Regions from separate parts of the Homo sapiens genome. Here regions 1, 2 and 4 are each linked to region 3. Evidence: chromatin loops called from intact Hi-C (ENCODE). Cell type or tissue: dorsolateral prefrontal cortex. All regions are shown on one strand. Links, peaks and the distances in the headings refer to the core of each region. The heading gives the core; the rest is flanking DNA. Region 1 overlaps DMAP1 (DNA methyltransferase 1 associated protein 1). Region 2 holds the start of RNF220 (ring finger protein 220). Region 3 overlaps RNF220 (ring finger protein 220). Region 4 overlaps RNF220 (ring finger protein 220).

Region 1 (2,500 bases), core at 1-2,500, 380 kb before region 3:
CAGGCGTGAGCCACCGCACATGGCCCTGAGTTGTTGGTTTGTTTGTTTTTTAGTTAAATTGAATTAAAATGCATAGGAGAAATATGTAACCAAACCTGGGAAACCAGAGAGACTTCCCAGAGGAGATGATGCCTGAGAGCTCGAAAGGTTGAGAAAGTTACCTAGGTAGAAGGAATGTGGAAGTGGAAGGCATTTCAGGCAAGAGCAGAGGTCAAGGGGGAAGTCTGCTATGTTCTAGAAACTGCTAGTCATTTGGCTGCAGTTTAGGGTTCATGAGGGACAGTGGCTGCAGGAGGAGGCCAGGTCATTTATTTGTATGTTCATTAATTGATTTGGTAGACACTGATACATACAGTGTGCTGAGTCCTAAAGGTGCGAGATGAACTGGACAACCCTTGCTCTTCAGGAGTTTGTGAATTATCTAGAAGATGCTTTATCTTAGATGGAGAGCTTCTGAGGAGTTTAATAAGGGATAGTTGGGGGTAATGATAAGATATATATTCTAGAACACTAGGACAGTGTGTCTCAAATCATCTGTGGTGAAGGACATTTTTCTATTTTATTTCTAAACCATCAGAGACTGATAAAGATAATAAAATTATAAAGACAAAATACAAGTCCATGTTTCTTCATATTAGATTCAACAGCATACAATTGCTGTAAAATTGTTACGTAAGTTTTTCAGTGTGTACTCTCAGTTTCCATTCTCATCATAGACCAGGGGTAAGTGTAAACAGCACTGGTTTGCAGACTATCCTTTAAGTAGCACTGTTCAAAGAGATCACGTCTTAGCTGCAGATGGAGAATTGATTGGAAGCGGATTGAATGTGGGCAGAGATCAGTAGCGAGGCTATTTCTCTGATCCAGGCATGTGACAGTGGGTAGGCCGACGGAGAAGTGGCAATGGAGACAGAAATTTTGGAGGTAAAAGCCACAGATTTGGTGAAGGGGAGGAGTCAAGGGGAAAGATAGGAATTAAGATGCCTCCCAGGTTTCTGGCTTGAGCAGCTGGGTTGGGTGATGGTGATATTGACTGAAATCTGGACTGGAGAAGATAATGTTTGAGAGAGGGCCATGAGTTCAGTACTGAGCTAAGTTTGAGGTTCCTTGGGGCCTCCAGTAGGAGATGTCCAAAAGGCGACCAGTTTTGGAGCTGGTTGTGGTCTTTAACTGAGAAGAGAGACTTCCCTGATGTAGTCTAGCACTGACTCCTTCCTTGGGTCTCTGACAGACTCAGCTCGTGGTAGTGCTATTTGTCTCTGGGGGAGGTCTGTGGAAGAAGGGAGGAAGGGGCATTGGCAGGGCTGCGTATGTTGGTAGTAGGATTCAGGCCCAGCTTCTGTAGAGATGCCTGACCTTGGCAAACTCTGGGGGAGTGGCAAGTCCCACTGTGCCCACTGGGTGGCAGTAGTGCTTCAGATGAGTTGTATGGACTAGGGGTTGCTGGGCCTTTCTCCAGGTAATTAGCCATCTGTCCTACTCCAGAGTTGACCTTTGGACTCCACAGAAGCACTTACATGTGGGCCCCTCACCTTAACTATGGGGGCAGGAGTGTGTGTCCCATGACTGAGGCTCTGGAGCTGGAGACAGTGAAGTTGATCCTGGAATAAATCAGAGGCAGGCTACAGTCCCAAACCCTGCTAGGACCTCTAGTCAAGCAGACAAGTTCTTTCCTCACTCCATGCTGCAGGGGCACAGGCCCAGGGTCTGGCAACAAACAGGAGCAGCTGTGGTCACTGGGGCCTGGAGCCTGCTGGACATGACATCATGCGGGCATGCCCCTACTGTGTCCCTCTGTGCTAGTAGACTGTGCAGGTGCCTGTGTACTCGGAGCAGGAGTACCAGCTTTATCTCCACGATGATGCTTGGACTAAGGCAGAAACTGACCACCTCTTTGACCTCAGCCGCCGCTTTGACCTGCGTTTTGTTGTTATCCATGACCGGTATGACCACCAGCAGTTCAAGGTGAGCCATTGTGTATTTGCATGGGTGCCCAGCTTCTGGGTCTAGCAGGCCCTACTTTTATGCCATCTCTTCCACATGCCCCTGAATGTTCATTCCTCTACCCTGTCTTGCTCCTCAGAAGCGTTCTGTGGAAGACCTGAAGGAGCGGTACTACCACATCTGTGCTAAGCTTGCCAACGTGCGGGCTGTGCCAGGCACAGACCTTAAGATACCAGTATTTGATGCTGGGCACGAACGACGGCGGAAGGAACAGCTTGAGCGTCTCTACAACCGGACCCCAGAGCAGGTAAGCCCAAGGCCACATACCTGTCCTCCATGCCCCAAACCCCTTGCTCATTGTCTCCATCCTCCATCCCCTCAACTCCCACTCCCAGGTCCCCCTGCCTCCCACTGATACCTTATTAACTGCCCCAAGCCCATTCCTACTTCTCATGGGCCATCCCCCCTGCTTTTCATAGCCCTTCACCTCCCTCATGATCCATTACTTCTCAGATTCCCTCACAGACAGCCCAGCACCCTGTCACCTCCGTGTCTA
Region 2 (7,686 bases), core at 2,432-4,931, 190 kb before region 3:
GTAAAAAGTCAAAGTCCTCCCTTCATTCCTGTCTAACCCCCCACCCTGTCACGTCCACACTTTCACTCCCTAGCCATAACCATTGTTAACGGTTTAATGTATCCCTACAGGCCTTTTTCTGTCAATGTGTGTGTACACGTATACGGACAAATATCAAATCATATTGTACATACTGTTGTATGACTTGCTTTTCTCACTCGACAGTATATAATAGGTATCCTTCTATGTCAATACATCCTAGTCTATATCATTCTTTTTAATGGCTGCCCCCTTTTAATTTGACAATCTTAATCAGCTGTGAATGGGAAAGCCAAATAATCAAGCTTATTAGAATTGTACCTAAGAAAGAATAAATCGGCTCTGAATGAAGGCTTGTGTAATTCTCCTAGGAGGGAAATGTGTTAACTTTAGTGCATGGACTTTGTAATGTTTATTTTGGCTATTCTGGGACCCTTTTTGCTTATTTCCTGCTTCATTGTGTTTTGGATAGCTGAGGTTGCTGGACATATGACCTGTGAATTAGTGAGGTATTACATATTCAATTTTGCATTACATAATTTTGCTCTGATTTTATGAGGGATTTGCATTTAATTTATTCGTTTAGATTGCTGTTATAGACAGTGATTAATTCTAGTTTCTGAGTACTTGCATCGTAGTGAGGACCACTGCATGTGGTAACAGCTAAAAATATTTGGCTTGATGATTGAACAGGCCTTCTTATCTGTATCATCTATCTGTGAGAATGTGCACTGGATCTACGGGAACTCTCTAAGTTAGTCTGAGGGAGCCTTTTACTACTGATAAACATTAAAGTACTGACAACATCTTTTGCTATAAATAATAAAATCTTATTTAGGATTTATATAGAGTCTTCCTTCTGCCTTCATCCACCATACTAAAATGGCTAAATCCTGTTGATTCTACCTTTTAGATCTCACTGTAATGTGTCCCCTCCTCTCCACTCACTCTGCCCCAGTACCTTGGTTCAGGCCCTACTTCATCTCAACTGAATTACTTGAGATAGACTTTTTGATTGGCCTCCCTGCCTCTTGTCTAACCTCCACCTTGTCCACCCAGGAACTAGTGCTTGTTTTAAAACAGAAATCCTACCCTGTCACACCCCTAAAACCCTCTAGGGGTTTCTCATCATCTGTAGGATAACATCCACTTTCCTTAGCTTAGTATACAAAGCCTTTTGTGATTTGGCCCACTTCTCCTGCCTATCTCTTGCTGCTCAATGTTTCATATTTCAATTTTGAGGGAAATCAGTGGCTTATAATTCCTTTAACACACCAGGCAAGAGAGTTCTCGATAAATGCTTGTTAAATGAATGAATGAAATACCTTATGTAGCTAGGGTGACCATTCAATCTGCTTGGCCCAGGATGGCCCTTGTTGACATTTGTCATCCCAGTGTAATTATTAAAAGTGTCCCTTTTTTATCATCAAACTTGTCTCAGTTAGATCAATAAATTCTAAGGTCATCCTTATTACAGTGGTTATCAAATTGATTTCTAACTCTTTCTTTGTCTCCTCTACTAGATGGTGAGCTCTTTGAGGACAGGAGTTCATTTTTATATCCTCGTTTATTCATTCAACTAAGAGACTGATGCTGTAAGGTGCTTAGGGTATGATGTAGAATGCAACAAACATGGTTCTTGACTTCATGAAGTTTACAATCCAGCAGGAAATAATAATTTAGTGGAAAGAATAGAGCCTAACATAATAAATGCTGGTGTATGAATGAATGATTAAACATGGATTAGAAGTTCCTCAACAGGCCAGGCGTGGTGGCTCACCCCTGTAATCCCAGCACTTTGGGAGACCGAGACAAGCGGATCACTTGGGGTCAGGAGTTTGAGACCAGCCTGGCCAACATGGTGAAACCGTATTTCTACTAAAAATTATTTGGGCATGGAGGGGCATGCCTGTAATCCCAGCTACTTGGGAGGCTGAGGTAGGAGAATCGCTTGAACTCGGGGCGGAGGTTGCAGTAAGCCAAGATCACACCACTGCACTCCAGCCTGGGCGAGAGAGTGAGATTCCATGTCAAAAAAAATAAATAAATAAAAATAAAGTTCCTCAACAAATAATCCTGATATCACGAATTATAGAAATAGTTGTAAATGTAGAACTCTAAGTGATCAAATTAACAATTTATTTAGAGTTGCCAATTAAAATTTTAAAATACCAACAGCACACATATACATAAACATACTTAATATTTAGATGCTACCTTAATGTTAAACATAAGTAAAAAGGACAATGAAATAATAGCAAGAATGAGATTTTGAGTCTCATTCTTTTTAGACAATTTATAATCCTATGTGGTTCTCTGTAAAGTGGATTATCAGTGTGTACTCCATTTCTCCCCACCCTCCCTTTTTTTTTTCCAGATGAGAAATCTGAGGTTTTAGACACTTAACTACAAAACAAAAGAATGACTTTTTTTTTTTTTTTTTTTTTTGTCACCCAGGCTGGAGTGCAATGGTGTGATCTCGGCTCACTGCAACTTCCGCCTCCCGGGTTCAAGCGATTCTCCTGCCTTGGCCTCCTGAGTAGCTGGGATTACAGGCGCATGCCACCACGCCCGGCTACTTTTTGTATTTTTAGTAGAGACAGGGTTTCACCATGTTTGTCAGGCTGGTCTTGAACTCCTGACCTCTTGTTCCGCCCGCCTCGGCCTCCCAAAGTGTTGGCATTGCAGGCGTGAGCCACCGCGCCCGGCCAGGAATGACTTCTTAAACCAGGATTTGATTTTGGTTGAACTTTGCTTTCAGAACTAGAACTACCTGCTATCCAAGACTTGTTAACCACGTTTTCATGGGCAAATTACAAAACCCTTTCAACCCCAGTTTCCTCTTCTATAAACTAGTGGTAATATTATTATCTCCAGAATTAATCTTAGGAGTAAATGAAATTATGTAAAGGCATTTAGTCTCATAACCGGGCTCCTAGAAAGCACTCAGGAATGTTAGTTCTCTATCCATTTCCCCTGTTTATCTTTGTGTTTGATGAATTATAGGATGATATGAAATGATCTGAAATGAACTGTAATATAAACATCAATAAAACACCAATAAAAAATTTTATTCTCACATCTGGATGCTATACTAGGCCTTCACCTCCTCCAAAAGTTACAGTTTTATTAATATTCATTTATTATTTATTATTATAGTCAAAGACCCAGAGAAGCATTCCAGGAACAAAGCAGCAGGTAAGATTTTTCTGGGAAAAGACAGAGATTTTGAGGGACCCAGGATTTGGGGGTCATTTAAGCAGCAGTGGATGTCAGTCTTCAAGCTTTGCCCATTTACTCTTGGTCCCTTTTGGTTCAGGAAAGGAAGAACAACAAGCACGAAACCATTCACTGAGACCTTTGCGGGTGGGGGAGGAGGGATGTAAACAAAAGCCAACGCTCTCTTTAGTTCACAATGGCTCGCGACCCCAAGACTTCCAAGCTCTTTGGTGAGGGCCAGCAGGTCTGTTCTCCAGGAGTGCCCTGGGTCTGGACTTCATTTCCCAGAGTCCCTTAGTGCCCTAATGTATTCAGTGCTCAGAGTGCCTGTATGTGTGTGAGTGTGAGAGAATGTGTGCGTGCGTGTGTGTGTGCGCGCGTGTGTGTGTCTCCGAGTCCCTGGGAGAGTGGAGGCTCATTCACTGATTAGATCCAGCGCTGAGAGGCAGCACTGCTCCTTCTCTCACGCCAACTGAGTCTCTTGATCTGTACATGCAATCCCAGGCAGCTCGCGAACACAAACCCGGGGCCAGCCGCCTACTGCTGCTGCTGCTGCTGCCGCTGCCGCCGCCGCCGCCGCCGCTGCCTCCGCCGGCTCTGCGAACCCGGGACTTTTCATGCACCACACTCTCCGCCTGCTTCCCTCCGTGTCCTGAAAAGTGCGACCGTTCTCCCAAGGAATTTCCACGGCAAGTATGGAGATCAGAAAGGGGTGTGGACGTGTGTGCGTACCCAAGAGGGGTGGGTGCGAGGGCGGCCGGCTTGTTCAGGAACCTGGCTAACTTTCCGGGTCCGTTTCCTAGGGATTCGGGCGGTTCCCTCTGGACGGGGGCAGGGACTGGGACTCGGACTGGCGCGTCTTGGATCATCGCGACGGAGCCTCTCGGCATCGGCGCCCTGCGCGCTCCGTGCGCTGCCTCGCTCAAACTTTCCGTCTTGAGTTTTCCTTAATGTGTTTTATTTGGGGAGGGGGGGAGGTGCAAGGGGGAGGGACCAGACGCGGGAATTGGACAAGTTGGGAGGGTGAGGGCACTGCAAGGGAAGGGAGCAGGACTTCTTTTCTCCGTCTCTTAATAAGCCCCATTCCCACTTTGTTCGGGTCGATATCGAGAATGCCTTCTCGCCGGGCTCTCTGGTGCACCCCCCGGTGATTTCCGGGCTCCCCTATGTACCCCGCGTTGATTTCCGGCGAGGCCAGGGCTGGGTGGTACTCAGTGGGGAGCCCGAGGCGGCGGGCGGATGGAGAAGGGGCGAGCCGAATGAGAAACTACCCCGACAGCCTCCACCCCACACACAGCCGGCTCCGCGGGATACCCGGGGAGTGGCTGTTTAGCCCTGGACCCCGGGTGCTCGGCTGACTTTTTCCTAGCGGGGGCGGGTGTGAAGGGTGTGGAGGGAGGGAGGTGGGGTAGGATGGATGGATCCTCTGCGGGCAGGAAGGAGGCAGGTGCTAGCATAGAGGCGGACCGTTCTAAACGCCACCGGTAAACTCCCCACTCCTCTGGGCTGGACCGGCCTGGCCGTAGAGTAGCCCGACACGTGGGATCTCCCGGGATTTTCGGGGTCGGGACCCCCTCTCCCAGCGGTTCTACTGAGCAAGGCGGGAGGACGATCGTGGAGACGAGGGCTACTTGACTACTCTACTTGTAGTTTTATTTTTATCTTAGACCTGCCTTAAACTGAGTAACAATTTCTCTTCTGACTTAAGAACAAAACTTTTCAGTGAGCACGCCGGTCGCTGCGGTCCTGCGGCCACTGCCGCCGCGCTTGTCAGCCCGGGCCGAGCGACCTTCTCTGCCCGGAACCCAGCCCCGCCACCGCACTCCGGAGCCTCCGGCCTCCCCCACCCCACCCCCGCCCCCCAACCCGGGGCTTTTCAGGGCTCGGCCTGGGCGTTTCGCCTTTGTGCTTTGTAAGAGAAAGCCTTTTCTTCCAGGGCACAACAAACTTGGGCGGAGAGCTTCCGTGTGGCCCCCCGGGCGAGGCCGCCCACGGTGGTGAGGCCATCCGAGGGGATGCCCGGTTCATCCCCCAGTCCAGGAGCCTCTCCGAGAGCTCGCGGCCCAGGTCGACCCCAGCTGGCGAGGGCGCGCAGGAGTCCCGAAGTAGCGGGGACTAGGGCAGCCAGGAGGCAGGGGGAAAGCTCTCGCTTCCCGTTAAGCACACCCTGCATTCTCGGGTCGTGGATGCAGCTCCAGCGGAGAGCCCGTGTTCCGGCCCTGAGCCAGGCGCGCGTCGCACTGGGTGGGTGCATGGGGCCCGGGCCATAGGTGTGGGGGCACAGCCCTACCTGGCCGGCCCGGGTCGTCTGGGGTCTGCGCCGGCCCACTGGCCCGGGAGCCGCCGAGGGGGAGAGCACCGCACTCGCTGCCCACGACGCCCAGCAGCCACATCTTGCCTCTCGCCTCCGCTCCGGACTCGGCTTGAGGGGCAAAGGGGAGAGAAAGGAAAAATAAAGAAAAAAAAGGGCGGCAGTGAGGAAGCAGCGAGGGGACTGGGGGGAGCAGAGTGGGCAGGGGGGCTTTGCCTTGCCTGGCCTCCTCTTTCCGTCTCGCGGGCTCTTCCTGCAAAGGGGAATGAGCAGAGGGGGGAAAGGCAGAAAGAGCGTCGAGGAAGAGCGGTGCTGGCGTCTTCCGTGCCGATCCCTCCTGGCCCGCAGAGACCCGGCAAAAGTGGCGTGAGTTCGCTTGCTGCGCTTCGAGGCAAGGCTGGGGAAGGCCGAGGACGGGGCGGCGCCGCGTCGCGCCGCTGGTGGCCGACAGGGCCGGGGCCGGGCGCGGAGCGAGCGGGGACACACACCTGTTCTGCGAGCCGCGCGGTGTGCGGCGGCCGGACGGCCGCGGTGCGGGCCGCAGAACCCTCCCTCCCGCACTGCGCATCCGCAGTCCAGGAGCTGGAAGGGCCCGGCAGCCCCGCGCCGGTCCGTATTTGCAGGAGAAGCGGGAGTGGAGGAGTCCGCGGCTGCCCGCTGAAGCGGTGGTGCGCGCGGCGGCGGGACCCGGGTGACCCCCGGGGCGGGGCTGCTCGGGGGCTGGAGGTCCTTGGACTTTGGTCGAAGGCTGGCAGCTCTGAGCCCCTGCCCCGCGGGCCCCGCGCGGCTGCGGACCAGGGGCCCTTGCACGTGTCGGTTCTTCCTGGACTGGCGCTTTGGTTGCCCAAAGTTGGGCGCAGATTGTTTCGTGCGGAGGTTGTTGGGACCCAGAGTATTCTATATACAAAGGCAACCGAGAGCCGGAGGGAGAGGTCGGGCCAAAGAGTAGTGGGCTCGGCTCCGCGTTGGGCCCAAGTTTATGTAGGTTTCGCCTTCACCTCTTCTTCCCCCGTTTTCCCTAAAAGAGTTGATTTTTTTTCCCAGTCGAGACTCTTCCGAGCTGAATAATGCACCCGCTCGCTGAGCCAGTATCCCGCGACCCCGCACTCTCGGACTGGCCCGGGCTGTCTCGGATTCGCACCCTTTGGCCAAGCTGGGCCTGAACCCGGGTCCAAATCTGGGACCATACCCGGCCATGCCTGAAACACAGGCGTCGGCCCTAGCCCGGGAACTGTGTTAGCCTTATGTTCCCTGAGCTCTCGCATATGGTGGTAAAATTTCTGTTAGAGCGGTGTTTCCAAATACCCCCTGGGCATTTGGTGTGCGGGAATTCTCTTCAAGCGAAGAAGTCTGTGAACTTAAAAAAAAAATTTTTTTCCTGCGTTCTTAACAACCCCCCACTACTCTGCCTCATTTCCCATTGTTCTTTGCTTTTTAAGTTCCTTGTTAATTTTTTTAAAAGTTTATTTATGCAAAGGAAAAATATCGTTTAATTTGTTCTATTATTTTAATTCCTGGCTTTTGGAAACGGTTCAGAGACCACAAAACTGTCACCTGTTGTAATAAGCAGAGGAGTGTTGTGTGTGCATTTTAATTGCCAGCAGAGCCGTAGTTTGGTGGGCGCCCTGAGCTCGGCTCCGGGAAAGAGCCCTTTGCAGCTTTCTTTGTGGCAGTCATTTGCAAAGGGGTTTGGCTCTCAGCTACGGCGGAGGCAGAGGGGGCAGCAGCACCGCTTCCTTCTATGCCGATCCCGGGCGCAGGTCAGGAAGCCCAGACCTTGGACTGGGATGGGAGATTACCTACTCTCTGAGACTTTCTCTTGGGCTTTCGGTTTTTCTGTGCGAAAGTGGCTAGTTCGCTCCGCAGAGCGCGGAGCGCTGCGCATCAGCCCAGCCTCAGACATTTTCACGTTCCAAACGCGGACGTCTTCGTTTCATTTGTCTTGGTTCTGGCGTGTTTAACCACGCAATTAGTAATCTCACTAATTATTCAGATAGCTGGCGTTTTGCAATCACTTTAAACCAGGGTCAGGAGTGTGATTTAAGAAACAAACAAACTCCCACAGATACGGAACTGAACCAAACCCATCACGTCAAGGATTTGAAATTTTTTAACTCAATATTTGTTGGTCCCTCCGT
Region 3 (7,686 bases), core at 2,939-5,438:
AAAAGAATTCAGTGGGACCAAGACAATGGTGTGCAAGGTGAGAGGCAGCAAGAGAGGAGGCTGGCAGGTCACCTATCGTCCATGCGCAATGCCCTTGCAGGCCTTGCTAAGGAATCTAAGTCCTTTCAAGTCCCAGAGCCATTATGCACTTGCAGTGGGACTTAGGTATCTTGCTTGACTTCTCTGAGTCTTGGTTTTATTCTTACTAAGTGAGGTCAGTAATTCCAGCTACGTCCGCCATGTCTAAGGATCCAACTGCCTTGTGCTGGGCCAGTCCCTGGCTTATTAGGGTGTGGTTAGAGGCATGGCCAGAGCGTGAACTTCTGCAAAGGAATATTCTAGTCACAAGCCACAATTTCCTGTCTAAATATTGAGGGGGCAACAACATGGTCTATAAGTCCTCCCGGCTCTGAAATGCCCGCAGAAAGAAGGCCCATGGGAGGCCCCACTCACCTTTAGAGCCTGGACCCTCTCACTCCTCTGTCCTCCTCCTCCTCCAGCCATACTAGTCCTGCTGGGCTGCCTCTGGGCCTTTGTCTTAATTTTCACTCCACTCTTCCTTCTCTTGCCATCTGACACTCCAGACTTCTCTCCTCCAGGAAGCCCTCTCCACCTCCGAGCCCTGACCTCCTCCTCCTCCTCCTTACTCCTCACTTCATCCTCACAGTGGTATCTTAGGTGCTCAAGCCGTCCCCCATCCTGTGAGCTTCTGAGCCTGGGCCTCACTCCTTACTCCACACCCCCAGAGGACTGGCCCACAATCTTTGAGGGTGTTCCAGGACTAAGTTTGGAAAAGGACATGATAAAAATGAAAGGAATGAGAGAAGAAGGAAGGGAGAAACAGACCAACAGACAGAGAGAGAGAGGGCGAGGGAAGGCTCTGCCTCAAGCCAACCCAGCCTCAGTCGTGGTATACTTCCCCGAATTCCTTCCCGCAGCACCACTCTGTGCTTAGAACCAAGAGCTAGGAGAGCAAGGGAGCCTGGGACTGGCACTTTTCAGCTAGGGGGAGCTGGTGGTGGCAGGGCAGAGAGGCCCATTGCGCAGCTGGTAACAGGCTGTGCCTGGCCAGGCCTCCCAGCTGCCCCTCTGTCTCAGGCCCTTATTGCACACAACATCCAGCCCAGCCCCCTACGCAGCTGCCTTCCTCATGACACAGCCCTGTGTTGTCCTGTTGGCCACTGACCACTGTGCCTGGGGAAGGGCCAGGCCTTCCTGGGAGGAGGAACTCGAGAGCCTGTGGGCTCCCAGGTTGGCAGCCCCCGCCCTCTGCACTCCCAGGCCCATACCTGCTCTGTGATTCCCCGCTTGGGGCAGGAAGGCATGCTGAGAGCCACTCTGCAAGTCCCTGTGCTTCAGGTGGTACACGCTCCTCTCATTCATTTGTTAAAGCAAGGTGGGGGTGAGTATTATCATCCTCAGTCTCTAGGTGGGGAAAAGAAGACTCGGATGGGTTACAGCAGTTGCCCAAAGACACATGGCTAGCCATGCTTCCAGGTGCTTTCAAGACCAGGTCTCCCCGAGGCCAAAGCTCATGTTCTGCCCTCCCAGCTCTTTGCCTAACTCCTGTTCCCTATGACAGCCCAGCCCTGGCCCTCGCATTCTGCCTACAATGGAGCCACCAGGATAGGACGCAGGGAGTGGGAGTAGAGGGGGATGCCATGTGGAGAGAAATGAGGATATAAGCTTGAGGAGAGAGGAAGGAGTTTTTGATGGGGGGGATGGGCCCAGAGCTGCCATGGTGTCTCTACAGCTCTCTCTTTTGGTCACAGAAGCCCAGCAGGCAGACACAGAACAGATCCAGGAGCAGACCATACCCAATCTTCTCTCCCAACACAGGCCCAAGCCTGAGCCAGCCCACAGGGACCCACCAGTTTGTTTGGCAAAGCCCTTTTCCCTGTTCCATCCCATGCCCTAGACCCGCAGAGGGCAGCAAGAGATGAGACCCACTGTCCTATCACAGTCCTGATAAGGATTTCTTTGACCAGATGTTTTCAGTGTAGGAGTCAGAACACAGCATCGGACTATTAGGAGCCCAAAGTTTCATTTTTAAGCTTTCGACCAACATGACCTCAGGCAACTTTTACCTTTCCCTATCTAAAGAAATTTTTCATATCTAAAGTGCTAAATATCACAAGATATCAATAATAATAACAGGCCAGGGTGGTGCCTCATGTCTGTAATCCCAGCATTTTGGGAGGCCAAGGCAAGAGGATCGCTTGAGCCCAAGAGTTGAAGACCAGCCTGGGCAACATAGTGAGAGCCTGTTTCTACAAAAAATAAAAACTACCTGGGCATGGTGGCACAGGCCTGTATCCCAGCTCCTCAGGAGGCTGAGGTAAGATGATCATCTGAGCTCAAGAGTTCGAGGGTTCAGTGAGCTAGGATCGCCACTGCACCAGCCTGGGTGACAGAGTGAGACCCTGTCTCAAAAAAATTTTTAAATGATATAAAATAAAATAATTGCACTCTTAAAAATCACAAAATATGAGACTTAAAAGGGATAAACTCTTGGCCGGGCATGGTGGCTCACGCCTATAATCCCAGCACTTTGGGAGGCCAAGGCGTGGGTGGATCATTTGAGGTCAGGAGTTCAAGACCAGCCTGGCCAACATGGTGAAACCCTGACTCTACTAAAAATACAAAAATTAGCCGGGCATGGTGGTGGGCACCTGTAATCCCAGCTACTTGGGAGGCTGAGGCAGGAGAATCGCTTGAGCCTGGGAGGCGGAGGTTGCAGTGAGCTGAGATGGCACCACTGTACTCCAGCCTGGGTGACAGAGTGAGACCCCATCTCAAAAGAAAAAAAAAAAAGGGATAAACTCTTATAGTCCAGCTTGAATAACAACCTACCACCCCTGCAGGAATCCGCTTCTGCACTACCCAGAAGGGCCAGGCAGTGGACAGAAAAAGAAAAGTGAAAGGCCCCCAAGAGAAACTTTGATTTGAAAAGAAAAGCCCTGGAGGGCGCTTTGCCTCCCCCCCTCCCTCCTTGTTACTTCATTCCCTCCTCCTCCTTTCACTCCCTCCATCCTACCCCCTTCACCTGCACTTGGGACTGGGCTAATGGACATGCTTCCTCCCAGCCTTCCCCACGTCCCAGGAAGTGGAGCCCATCGGGCAGAGCAGAGCCGTACGGGGTAAGGCAGAGACAGAACTTTCCCCAACAGAAATGGCCTTGCAGGGAGAGTCTGGGAGAGCAGGGAGAGCCTGTTCTCAACTAGACTGCCAAATTGCTCTTTTCCTTTGTCTGGAGCAATGCCTGAGCTCCCTTGCTGAGTTCTGTAAGAGCCTGATCCAGGCATGTGTCCCCAGACCCTATTGCCCCACCGCCCTGGCTCAGGCTGGTATCCAGAAGAAGGTATGGCAGAGGACCAGGAAGGTTATCAGAGAGGCTAAGGGGGCATTCGGTCTTGGGACAGGACTGAAGCAATCAATAGCCCATTGGGAACTGGGGTTAATTTGGGGAATTTGGATTGGATTGGATTGAAGTTTAGGACTTGGGCTAGGAGGTAGGGCTGGGTTGGTTCAAAGTACTGGAGTTAGGTTTAGGTTCAGAGCTTCTCTAGAAACTGCCCAACTCATGCTGGTCTAGCTAAGCCCATCTCCAAAAAAAGAGGGGGCTCTACCCTTGGCCTCTGATTCGGGGCTTTATTTAAAGACATAGGAGTGAGGGTGAAGATTGGCTTTGGAAGACAGCAGAGCCAGTGCCTCCCCACTATGGAGCCGTTTAGTTAGGACCTTGCCACTCAAAGAGCATCCACAGACCCGCAGCACTGGTCTCACCTAGGAGCTTGGTAGAAATGCAAAATCTAGGATCCACTCTAGAGCTGCTGAATCAGAATCTGCGTTTTAGATTAACCTCCAAGTGTTCCATGGACACTTAAAGAAAGTGTGAGAAGCCTGGTGAAGGCTCTGAGTGAAGGAAGGCCCGAGGTAGGGGTGGGAGGCCAAAGGGCACCCAACACCTCGGCCGGCTCCGGGGCCCCTGCCTAACACCCCCTCCCAGTGCTGGAGCCACAGCGACACCTACTGGCCACGGACACCTAGGCCACCCCCTCCAGGACGCCCGGGCCCTGTGGTCCATCTGGCCCAGCCAGTCCTGCACCCTGAAGCTGGCATTCCTGAGTTCTGGGAATCTGGCTCCCCGGGACAGACTAGGGGAGCAGGTACAGGATGGGCCAGGGCTCAGTGCACAGCAGGGTTGTGTGCAGGCTGGGGCTCTGGGGCCTCAGTGTGAAGAAGACAGGATCAGTAAGCAGGTGTTTTCTCAGGGACATGATGCTCAGATCACATCCCCAGCCCTGGCATTCTCTCCAGACTCAGCAATACTGAGCACGTGTTTGTCTGCTCTCTTCACTGAAACCCTCAGCCAGAATGGACAGGGTACAGCTTTCCATTCCAACCAGCATCAAGCAGATGCCCTGTGAGGAACAGAGATTTTTATTTTACTTTTTATTTTATTATTTTATTTTTATTTATTTTTTATTTTTTGAGATGGAGTCTCGCTCTGTCGCCCAGGCTGGAGTGCAGTGGCGCAATCTCAGCTCACTGCAAGCTCCACCTCCCGGGTTCACGCCATCCTCCCACCTCAGCCTCCCGAGTAGCTGGGACTACAGGCGCCCGCCACCACGCCCGGCTAATTTTTTTGTATTTTTAGTAGAGACGGGGTTTTGCCGTGTTAGCCAGGATGGTCTCGATCTCCTGACCTCATGATCCGCCCATCTCAGCCTCCCAAAGTGCTGGGATTACGGGCGTGCGCCGCCATGCCTGGCCGATGAGCAAAGATTTTTGAACCTATGTCTAAATGACTCTTCTGGAAATGGACTTTTAGGAAGGACAACAACTAAAAAGCAACTCAAGGAAGGGGAGCAGGTAGGATATTTCTGGGATATTTCCACTGTAGTGGTTTCTGGAGACTCCCATGAAAGAATTCTAAGTCAAAAGGGGAGACTGAGGCCAAAGGGCAGAGAAGTAAAAAGACAGAGAAGGGGCTGGGTGCGGTGGCTCATGCCTGTAATCCCAGCACTTTGGGAGGCTGAGGCAGGTGGATCACCTGAGGTCAGGAGTCAGAGACCAGCCTGGCCAATATGGTGAAACCCTGTCTCTACTAAAAATACAATAATTAGCTGGGTGTGGTGGCAGGTACCTGTAATCCCAGCTACTCGGGAGGCTGAGGCAGGAGAATCACTTGAACTCGAGAGGCGGAGGTGGCAGTGAGCCCTCGTGCCATTGCACTCCAACCTGGGGGACAAGAGCAAGATTCTGTCTCCAAAAAAAAAAAAATAGTACAGTGCTTTGCACAGAGTAAGCATTTGATTAGTGTTACCACTTCCCTCAGTCACAAAAAAAATAAATAAAGGAAAAACGATAGGGAAGGAAGCCGACCCACTTCCAAGGCAAGGCTCAGCTGACCCATCCCAAGGGACCTGGCTGGCCCAGGGAGGAGAGAAGGGCCTCTTTCTAGGCAGCAGTGAGCCTCCCCTCCCATCATTCCCAAATGCCAGTTATTGCTGGATCCCTTCCCTCTAGTCCGCTCTCAACTATGAGGAGTTTGCCCAAGAACTAAATGAATGTGATTGCCCACCAGTGTTTGCCATTAGTGGTGATTAGTTAAAACATCAGAGTCTAAACAGTCAATTGGTTCTAATAATTAATACTATGGCTCAGCTGTGATTGAGAGAGAACAAGCGAGTGGGAGAGAGGAAGGGAGGAGGATAAGGGACATGGAAAAAGAAGAGAGAAAGGGATTGGCAGAGGAGCTGCAGCTCTGTAGCTACCATTTCCTGACCCACATGCCAGATGCTGTGCTATAGAGTGCATCCAGCTCCAAATTCTGTGCTCTTTCGAGACATTTTATGTAAGTTATACCACCAAGGTATCCTAATCACCCTGTTAGGCAAGTATAATTATTATCTTCTTTTTATAGGTAAGACAAAGGAGGCACAGGAAGGTAAAAGCTAGCAGATGCTCCGTAATAATTTGGTGAATGAATGGATAAATAAATGAATGAAGTAGCCAGAAGTGAAATTCAAACCCAGGTTAGCATGGCTCCAAAAACTTTGGGGGGAAAAGGGGCAAGGAGGGGAGAATTTGAAGAGACAAAGGAAAACAAGACAGAAAACGTACATCCTTCTCTGTCTCAACATACATACACGCCCTTCTCTCTCTCTCTCTCATGCACACACACACACACACACACACACACACACACACACACACACGAACCTCCCTCACCTCCCTCTCTCACGCTGTGCCCCTCCCTCCCATCCACACCTCTCACGTTCTTTTCATACACAACATGTCTGTTATGCACCCCTTTCTCTCATCTCCCCTCACACACCCACTCTTGCACACACACCGTTTCTCACGAATGTCTCCCAGATGGCTCCGGCACACACGCACCTCTCTGTCTCATAGAAGCCTCTCACATGCACATATTCACCCCTCTCTCAGCCACACTTTTTTATTTCTCCTTGCACACTTCTTGGTCTTTCTCACTCTTACATGGACCTCTTTCTCTCATGTACACGCCTCCTCTTCCCGGCGCCCTTGTCTGTCTTCCTCAGTGCGCTATCTCCAGTCTCAAAGACAGTTTGGGAAATGAAATAAACATACACCCGTCTACCTCCTTCACATACAACCCCCCACTGTCTCCTCACACCCCACCCCACCCACCTCTCTCTCTCTCTCTCTCTCGTTCTCTCTCGAACACAGGTGTACACTTTGGGACATATCCTGAAACCAGCCCCCTCATGCCCCCTGCCCGCCCCCTCCAAGAGTCAGGCCTCCAGATGTGCTCTCTCTGGCTAGGCTTGCTAATCTTTGAACTGTCCCCAGATCTTGAATGGTCATGTGGACTTTCCTGCCTGGTGATGGGGAGGGGGAAACAGGGAGGGGGCTAAGCCCAGAGTCCTCAGTTATTCTGGAGCAGGTTCAGCTCCTCCCCACCCCTCCCCAGGTCATGAGCAGCAGCAGGAGCTGCAAGCGAGCAAGATGGCTGTGTGTGTATTGCTATTAATCACCCCTCCTGGTCCGCTAACGAGGCTAATGCGGTAAGTGACAATAGCCCATCTTGGTTCCTGATTTAGGGGCTCAGGACGGAAGCTGGGCTCCTGGGAGTGAAGACGTGAATTCTCCACGACACTAAACCTTCAAATAAATCTCCTCCAGTCAGAGAAGCCCAGGGCACTAAATCCCACACGCCGGTAATTGAAACCCTTAGAGCTTTCTTGGGTAGGGAAATTGCTGAGTGAGAGAGAGAAAGCGTGCAGCCCAGGGGTTCCGGGTGGGGCTTGGGCCCACAGAGAGGCCTGCCGAGGGCTCTGGGATAGGGGAGCTGCTGGGGACCCTCTAGGAGCACGTGACTGGCCATATGTCCTGGTGTGCATGTCTGTCAGTGTTTCTAGGCATGGGATTTTGCTGTCTGGTTATGTTCACATGGTCACTGGTCACCCATTTCCCACCAGGTCTATGACCACTTGATATTTTGGTAAGGAGAGCAGTTCTGGAGCTTCTGTATTTCGAGAGCTTCTACCCTTTGACACCCTTAGGGCCTCTGACTCTCACTGACCATGAAGCAAGGCTTCATTTAAGCAAAAGAAGGTTTCGGCATTGCCTCAATTGCCTTCCTTCCCCTATCCCCACCTCTCTCACCCTCACACTTCCCCCACCCCATCTCTCTTT
Region 4 (7,686 bases), core at 2,218-4,717, 63 kb before region 3:
AGTAGCTGGGATTACAGGCATGTGCCACCACACCTGGCTAATTTTGTATTTTTAGTAGAGATGGGGTTTCACCATGCTTGTCAGGCTGGTCTTTAACTCCTGACCTCAGGCGATCCACCCACCTCAGCCTCCCAAAGTGCTGGGATTACAGGCATGAGCCACCACGTTTGGCCAGAATTGGCAACTTTTAAAATTATAAAGTTCAATGCTAATAAGGGTAGAGTTAGGCAGACATTCTTATATACTATTGGTAAAAGCATACATTTGTATAACCTTTCTAGAAGCAATTTTGTAATGTGTAGCAAAATCCTTAAAATATTCATATCCTTTATTTTAGTAATTCCCTTCTTGGAATTTATTCTAAGAAAATAATTAGATATGTGGTCAAAGATTTATGCATAAGGATCATCATTTCAGTATTATTTATAGCAGAGAAAATCTGAGAACAACCTAATGTTCCACAACAATAAAATGGTTAAATAAGTTATAGTATAATCATATGATAAAATATTGTTCAGCCATTTAAAAACATATATTTGAAGAATATTTCAGCAGAGATCCTAAAATAATGTTAAGTAAAACTATGCATGGGAAAAAAAAAAGGAATTACACACACACACACACACAAACACACACACACACATATTTTTAGACAGAGTCTCGCTATGTCACCCAGGATGGAGTGCTGCAGTGGCACGATCCTGGCTCACTGCAGCCTCCACCTCCCAGGTTCCAGTGATTCTCCTGCCTCAGCCACTCGAGTAGCTGGAACTACAGGCAAGTGCCACCACACCCAGTTACTTTTTGTATTTTCTAGTAGAGATGGAGTCTCACTATGTTGTCCAGGCTGGTCTCGAACTCCTGGCCTCAAGTAATCCACCTGCCTGGGCCTCCCAAAGTGCTGGGATTACAGGCGTGAGCCACCATGCCTGGCCAGATATTTATTTATATTTTAAAAAGGAGATTTATTTGAAAAACATAAAAGCACGACAGAACACTTCATAGGCCACTTTACACAATAAAATAAGCAACAATAGGCTGGTAATAGTGCTATAATCCCAGCATTTTGGGAGGCCAAGGTGGGCGGATTGCCTGAGCTCAGGAGTTCGAGATCAGCCTTGGCAATATGGCAAAACCCCATCTCTACTAAAAATACAAAAAAAATTAGCAGGGCATGGTGGTGGGCGCCTCTACTCCCAGCTATTTGGGAGGCTGAGGCAGGAGAATCGCTTGAACCAGGGAGGTGGAGGTTGCAGTAAGCCAAGATCGTGCCACTGCACTCCAGCCTGGGTGACAGAGTGAGACTCTTATCTCAAAAAAAAAAAAATTAAAATTAAATAATAAAAAATAAGCAACAACATACTTTTTTTGTGAGTATAAACGTTTAGGTATACTAACAAAAGTTGCATGAGTATAGCATTTATGATCAGACGAACCATATTCATAAAGAAATAGGTCAAAGAGGGAAATGTATAAACACATTTCACTATAGTTGGTAATTGTGTGCCATCAGCTTTATAATTGTGGTTATCTGAAATACCATGATGAACAACCTAAGTCTTTTGACAAGATGGAGCAAAAACTACAATGGGTTACCACTGTGGGTCACCACCACATATGCAGTCACCCAAAGAGCAGAGATCTCAAGAAATTTTGTCTTTCACAAATGCAGATGTACAAAAAGGACATCTCGTCATTTACTGAGGAAGTTTCAACATTTTTACGTAGATGCGCAATGCTGATACACAAAATCAACATTGTGATAATGCACTTTCATGGAGTCAAATCTGCAAAAAAAAAAAAAAAAGCATAAAAAGAATTACAACTCTCTTAAAAGTCTCTACACAATTTATACCTCCAGTATTGGAAATGATGCAAAGATGAAATACGTAGCACAGCAAATTATAGCAAATAATGCTGACAATTTAAAATAGTGAAAGAACTGGTCACGCACAGTGGCTCACTCCTGTAATCCCAGCACTTTGGGAGTCTAGGTGGGCAGATCATGAGGTCAGGAGTTCAAGACCAGCCTGACCAACGTGGTAAAACCCTGTCTCTACTAAAAATACAAAATTAGCCAGGCATGGTGGTGCACTCCTGTAATCCCAGCTATTTGGGAAGCTGAGGCAGGAGAATCATTTGAACCCAGGAGGCAGAGGTTGCAGTGAGCCGAGATTGCGCCATTGCACTCCAGCCTGGGTGACAGGGTGAGACTCCGTCTTAAATAAATAATAAAATAAAATAAAATAATGAAAGAAAACTAACCTGTGATTGTGATCTTGGAGATTTTGGACATTAGAGATTTACGTTTAGGGATTTTGATCTTTTGGGATGTCAACATTTAGAATTATGGCATTCAGGATTGTGTCTTTCAGAATTATGATCCAAACCCTTTTAAAACACAGGTGTGACTGGGCTGCTCTTTGTAGATTCCTCCCTTGCTTCCTGTAATCCTCAAGGTAAATCCGGGGTCCTCCAGAAGTTTCACTAAGTGCTTCACAATCCAGCCCAAACTATTTCTTCTGTCCCATTTCTCATGCAGCTCATCTTCCCCTAAACTTTGTCTGCTTTTCCATGATTCCATGGCTTTGCAGGTCTTGTCCTTTCTACCTGTTGTCCTGTTATTTCCCTTTTCCATCTAGGAAGATTATTTATTCAAAACTCAGCTCCAGTATCATCTCCCTGGTGGACTCACTCCGTTCCAAGCATTTAGTTGCTCTCTCTGATGTGTGTCCAAAGCTCTTTGCCAGTTAACCCCATTAGACTGTAAGAGCACAGAGGCCAAAGTCTTTTCCTTATTTTTGCTTATTTTCTCAGCAGCTAGCACAATGCCTGGCAGGTAGTGGGTGTTTGAGGAATATCAGATCAGTTATTAAATTGAAGATTTCTGACTTTTCCCTTCCCCTGTGATGAGAGAGAACAGGAGAAAGACAGCCCCCAAAGCCATGACACTTTGGGGTCAGAAGAGCCCTTCAAGATGATCTGGTCTCTTCTTCCATGTTTGAATTCCCTCCATTAGGACCAATTATCATCCAATCACTGCTTGAATACCTCTTATGAGGGGGAGCTCATTATTCTTCAAAGCAGTACTCTGATTGTTAGAAAATACTTTCTTAAAATGAGCCTAAACTAGCTTTAACTTTCACCAACTGTTCTTGGTTTGGCTCATAGGGGACATACAAGAATCAGCTTCCTCTGCCTGTGTCACCCCTCTCTAAGCCTCCTCTTTCTGCCCCCCTTTTTTCTAAGGTGCTGAGTCTCACTCCCCCTTCTACTGTACTGCTTTATCCCTCTAAAGTCAGTGCAGATGACCTCTCTCTCAATTAATACTCTACTGCTGATGATTCATAATGATGTTTTACATATGTACGCTCTTTATGGTTTACAACGGGCCTTCACATACATTTATTATTATTTTGAGCTCACAAAGAATGGTGCCCAGACCTGCCCTGTCCAAGGTGGCCAAACCAGGACACAGCAGGGTGAGCCTGTCACCACTTTATGAATGCGGCTGGAAGTCACATTAGCTGCTGACTCATACTGACCTTATCAACTAAAACCCCTACCTTGTCTCATTGCTGAGTCATGTCTCTTTCATCCTGTCCTTATGCTGTTTTTTTAGATAGAAATTCAGACTCTTACATTTATTGTTATCCTTACTTCTACTATTTATTGAGTCCCCACTATATACCAGAGGTGGACACTTCAGACATATGTGTATTTTGGCATCTTTTATCACGTGGTTTATTCCTTATTAAAACTGTGGGTGAGCATTATGAGCTCATTTTGCAGGTGGGAAAGCTGAAGTTAAGAAAGGGAAGCAACTTTTGCAAAGTTGAATAGCTTATAAGAGGCCGAATTGTTTTATGACTTCAAAGCCTTGCTTTGTTCTGTTTTGTTTGAATTATAACAGTGTGCCTTTCAAAGGGGAAGGAGGAGCAGAACAGTAGGACTTGAGTGCTTGTTGTATGACTGATGCAGTGATAGGAGCATTGCCTTCATTATCTCCGTTAAGCCCCACAGCAATCTTATGAAAAACACCAGTCATCTATTTGCTATCCACCTGTGTCTCCTGCAAATGGGAACAGCTCAAAGCAGAAGGGTATACTGAGGCTTTCTGCTGAATGGTCCTGCCCCTGAAGACCTTCTTGTCACAGCAGGGGAGGAAGAGGGGAGCTCCAGCTCCCTAGGGGAAGTCGGTGCAGCTGCGTTGCTCTGTAGGATTGAGCCACTGAGTCCCTGGACCTGGTCAGTCCCTGCTTGCACCTTTAAAGACCAGACTAAAAGGAAGGAGGAAATAGATGGCAATAAAATGGTGGACTTCCAATGTCACAGACATGAGGGTTTGCCCCCTCTCTTTGGTCTTGGAAAGAACTGCCCAGCTTTGAGTCCTAAAGGGGAGAGTAAACGAAAGTCTGCTGAAGGCTCTAGGTCAGCATACTGGTGTGAGTTTAAAGCTTTAAGTCCAGGCTGGGCATGGTGGCTCACGCCTGTAATCCCAGCACTTTGGGAGACCAAAGTGGGAGGGTCACTTGAGCCCAGGAGTTTGAGATCAGCCTGGGCAACATAGTGAGACCTCATCTCTAAAAAATATCAGAAAAATGAGCTGAGCATAGTGGTGCATGCCTGTAGTCCTAGCTACTTGGGAGGCTGAGGCAGGAGGATTGCTTGAGCCTAGGAGGGCTGCAGTGAGCCCTGATGGCACCACTGAACTCCAGCCTGGGCAACAGAGTGAGACCCCGTCTCAGAAAAAATAAAAGAAAAAGAAATAAAGTTTTAGTCCAGGTTGGTTCTCCCAAACTATGGAATAGATAGAAACATGTATTAAGTACTTGCTTTCGGCCAGTACTTCATACTGAGTTGCAGGGACCACAAAGAATAAGACACCTGCCCTGAAGAGGTTCAAAAGCTATTGATTGACATGAGATAGAAGTACAGGGTGCTTCCAGCACATGAAGGGTCACCTAGATCAGACAAGGGATGGACTGTCAGAAAAGGCTTCTGCAGGAGATAGCACCTGACCCAAGTTAGGAGGAGTTGGCACTGGAAAAAAGTGGATAAGCATTCTAAGTAGAGGGATCAGAATGAGCAAAAGCAGAGAGGTAAAAGAAAGCATCCATTTTTAGGGGGAATTTGACCCAAGTCAGCATTGCAAGGACATAGAGGTAGGGCCTAGGAGATGAGCCCGAAGAAGGAGGTGGGTGCCACTTCATGGAAGATCAGCTGAAGAGTCTGAACTTGATTATTTTTATTGAGACAGACTCTTGCTCTGTTGCCCAGGCTAGAGTGCAGTGGCACAATCTCAACTTACTATACCTTGGCCTCCCGGGTCCAAGTGATTCTTGTGCCTTAGCCAACTGAGTAGCTGGGATTACAGGTATGTGCCACCATGCTTGGCTAATTTTGTTTACTTTTTGTGCATGGAGGTTGGGTTTCGCTATGTTGGCCAGGCTGGTCTCGAACTCCTGCGCTCAAGCAATCCTCCCGCCTCAGCCTCCCAAAGTGTTGGGATTACAGGTGTGAGCCATTGCACCTGGCCTGAGCTTGATTTTTTTTTTACATTTCTATTATTATTATTATTTTTAATTTTATTATTATTATACTTTAAGTTTTAGGGTACATGCGCACAGTGTGCAGGTTTGTTACATATGTATACATGTGCCATGTTGGTGTGCTGCACCCGTTAACTCGTCATTTAGCATTAGGTATATCTCCTAATGCTATCCCTCCCTTCTCCCTGAACTTGATTCTTTAGTCAATTCAAATTACGATTGCATCTAAATACCAAATATCACTTCTTCACTGCTGGACTTTGACAAAGCATTGGCATTTAATCTGGTTTGGAGATGTTAATGGCCTTTCAGCCCATTGTTCTTTCCTTAGATTTGGGGATTATCAAGTATCAGAATGAGGTGGTCATTCCTTTATCATCACTGCCATCATCATCATCATGGTTGCCATCATAATAGCCGAATTATGAAACCTAGAATTGTATATGGAAGAGAAAGGTGATCCTCCAGTTCGTTAACCTCAAGTCTGTGATACATCAAAGCACACCCATTAGAAAATAGTCAAATCATTACGTCTCTAGTCATTTGTTATCTGATACGGACAGACATTTAAAGATTGGAGAGAACTAAAACAACAAAGAACATACCTGGAACAGAAATTTACTAAATGTTTTTAAGCTCTTCAAGTGGAGATGCTATTTAGAGCGGGAAAGGGGGAGCTATTGAGTTGTCCAGACTCGTTGTGACCAGGGAGCAAGTTACTGCTAATCTCCGTAGGAGGAGTAAAGCTTTCTGGCTTCATCGGGGGTAGGGGCTGGGAACTGGGGGAACAACTTCATTACATTTCCTTCTGTGTGAGGAGGGGCTTCAGGAGGCAGCTTCTTCTTTTTTTTTTTTTTTTTTTTTTTGAGACAGAGTCTCACTCGGTCACCCAGGCTGGAGTGCAGTGGCACGATTTCAGCTCACCGCAACCTCTGCCTCCCTGGGTTCAGCGATTCTCCTGTCTCACCCTCCCAAGTGGCTGGGATTATAGGCACATGTCACCATGCCCAGCTGATTTTTGTATTTTTAGTAGAAACGGGGTTTCACCATATTGGCCAGGCTGGTCTCGAACTCCTGACCTTGTGATCCGCCCACCTTGGCCTCCCAAAGTGCTGCGATTACAGGCATGAGCCACCGTGCCCGGCCAGGAGGCAGCTTCTTCTGAGAAATTTGTGAGAACTCCCACTGATGTTCCTTGCCTTGTTTACTATTAGGGTTCTTTGAGAGGAGCCCAGAGCCCAGGCCAGATGTGTTCACAATTTGAATTTAGTTTGTGAATTAGCACATCCACTATGGATCTCTAAAGGAAATGTGGCTGTTCATGTTAGTCTTTGAAGTTAATGTGTATTTCCTAATACCCACATCAGTCCTTCGATACACCAGCACAGCACAGGCAAAGTGGGACTGACCCGCCATCCTTCTGCGCAGCTCCTGGGTGACTACTGAAGCTGATGTCTACTTAGTAGAGGTCTGGGAGATTGTATGGGGCCTGGCTGGGACTTCTGGTCAGCGAGCAGACCTTTGAAGAATTGGCTTCTTCAAACCTGTGGCCCATTCCCAACAGTGAGGCTGCTGGGAGCTGGCTACGTGCTGTGGGTCCAGGCAGTTCAAGAGGCCTTCCTAGAATATATGAGAACTCTGCAAATTTTCCTTCAGCCTGGGGAGCGGTGAGAAAGGATGAAGTGTAACAGGGCCCTGAAACCTCATCCCAACTCGCTATTAAGCAAGGGTGCTCTTTTCTAATCTAATAGAGTAAAACTGAGAAAGGGGTCTTCTCTACTTCCCAATTCCAGGGCCTTCCTGCATTCGCTGGTGATGATGGAGTAGGGTGACCTTAGGAGGTGTGACTTGGGCCCTACAGGCTGTCTGGGAAAGTCAGAGCTTCCCTCCATACTCCTCCCAGAACACTGAGTGGGTGGCTGTGTTGTGAGAGTCCCTTGAGAGCCCAGAGGCAGAAACGAACTCTTTGCAAGAACGACGCATCTCCAGAACATCTTCTCAGAACAAGGCTGCCTTCACTAGAGCTCATTCAGTAAGTGCTTTAGGAATAAGGCAGTGGGGGTGAAACATTGCTTTGAACTGGGCTACCTGAACAGCAAGCTTGGAAGCCTGGAGAGCAGCAAGTGGTGCAGAT

Evidence for each region. Hi-C counts contacts between places; a loop is a spot of excess contacts. Peaks named below come from ENCODE experiments on the same cell type or tissue, not always from the same donor. Only the 100,000 strongest peaks of a DNase experiment are listed, where the experiment ranks them.
Region 1: it touches region 3 in a loop (4-fold over the local background); 79 of 110 quality-filtered maps call a loop at or near these places.
Region 2: a loop joins it to region 3, with 10 times the contacts of the local background. A loop is called at or near these places in 10 of 110 quality-filtered maps.
Region 4: a loop joins it to region 3, with 3 times the contacts of the local background. A loop is called at or near these places in 4 of 110 quality-filtered maps.

The regions. Positions count from the first base shown.
Region 1 is chr1:44,216,505-44,219,004 of GRCh38, forward strand. DMAP1 (DNA methyltransferase 1 associated protein 1) reads left to right here. Exons shown (of 10, transcript NM_019100.5): 4 at 1,807-1,965; 5 at 2,084-2,251. Among named protein-coding and RNA genes, the nearest start is that of DMAP1, 4.3 kb to the left of the region's middle. In dorsolateral prefrontal cortex, for the core only: CTCF peaks have their summits at 1,396 (motif pointing right) and 1,601; a DNase peak (open chromatin) is centred at 1,387; H3K27ac peaks cover 2,189 bases.
Region 2 is chr1:44,401,601-44,409,286 of GRCh38, forward strand. RNF220 (ring finger protein 220) reads left to right here and starts at 3,655. Exons shown (of 15, transcript NM_018150.4): 1 at 3,655-3,930. RefSeq lists enhancers at 4,548-5,070, 6,837-7,513. In dorsolateral prefrontal cortex, for the core only: no CTCF peak of the experiment used is centred there; a DNase peak (open chromatin) is centred at 3,681; H3K4me3 peaks cover 1,766 bases; H3K27ac peaks cover 2,070 bases; H3K27me3 peaks cover 1,227 bases.
Region 3 is chr1:44,591,288-44,598,973 of GRCh38, forward strand. The region is part of intron 2 of RNF220 (ring finger protein 220); the gene reads left to right. Among named protein-coding and RNA genes, the nearest start is that of MIR5584, 50 kb to the left of the region's middle. RefSeq lists a silencer at 3,956-4,127. In dorsolateral prefrontal cortex, for the core only: CTCF peaks have their summits at 4,042 (motif pointing left) and 4,249; a DNase peak (open chromatin) is centred at 4,024; H3K27ac peaks cover 2,500 bases.
Region 4 is chr1:44,528,741-44,536,426 of GRCh38, forward strand. The region is part of intron 2 of RNF220 (ring finger protein 220); the gene reads left to right. Among named protein-coding and RNA genes, the nearest start is that of MIR5584, 13 kb to the right of the region's middle. In dorsolateral prefrontal cortex, for the core only: no CTCF peak of the experiment used is centred there; no DNase peak of the experiment used is centred there; H3K4me3 peaks cover 344 bases; H3K27ac peaks cover 2,500 bases.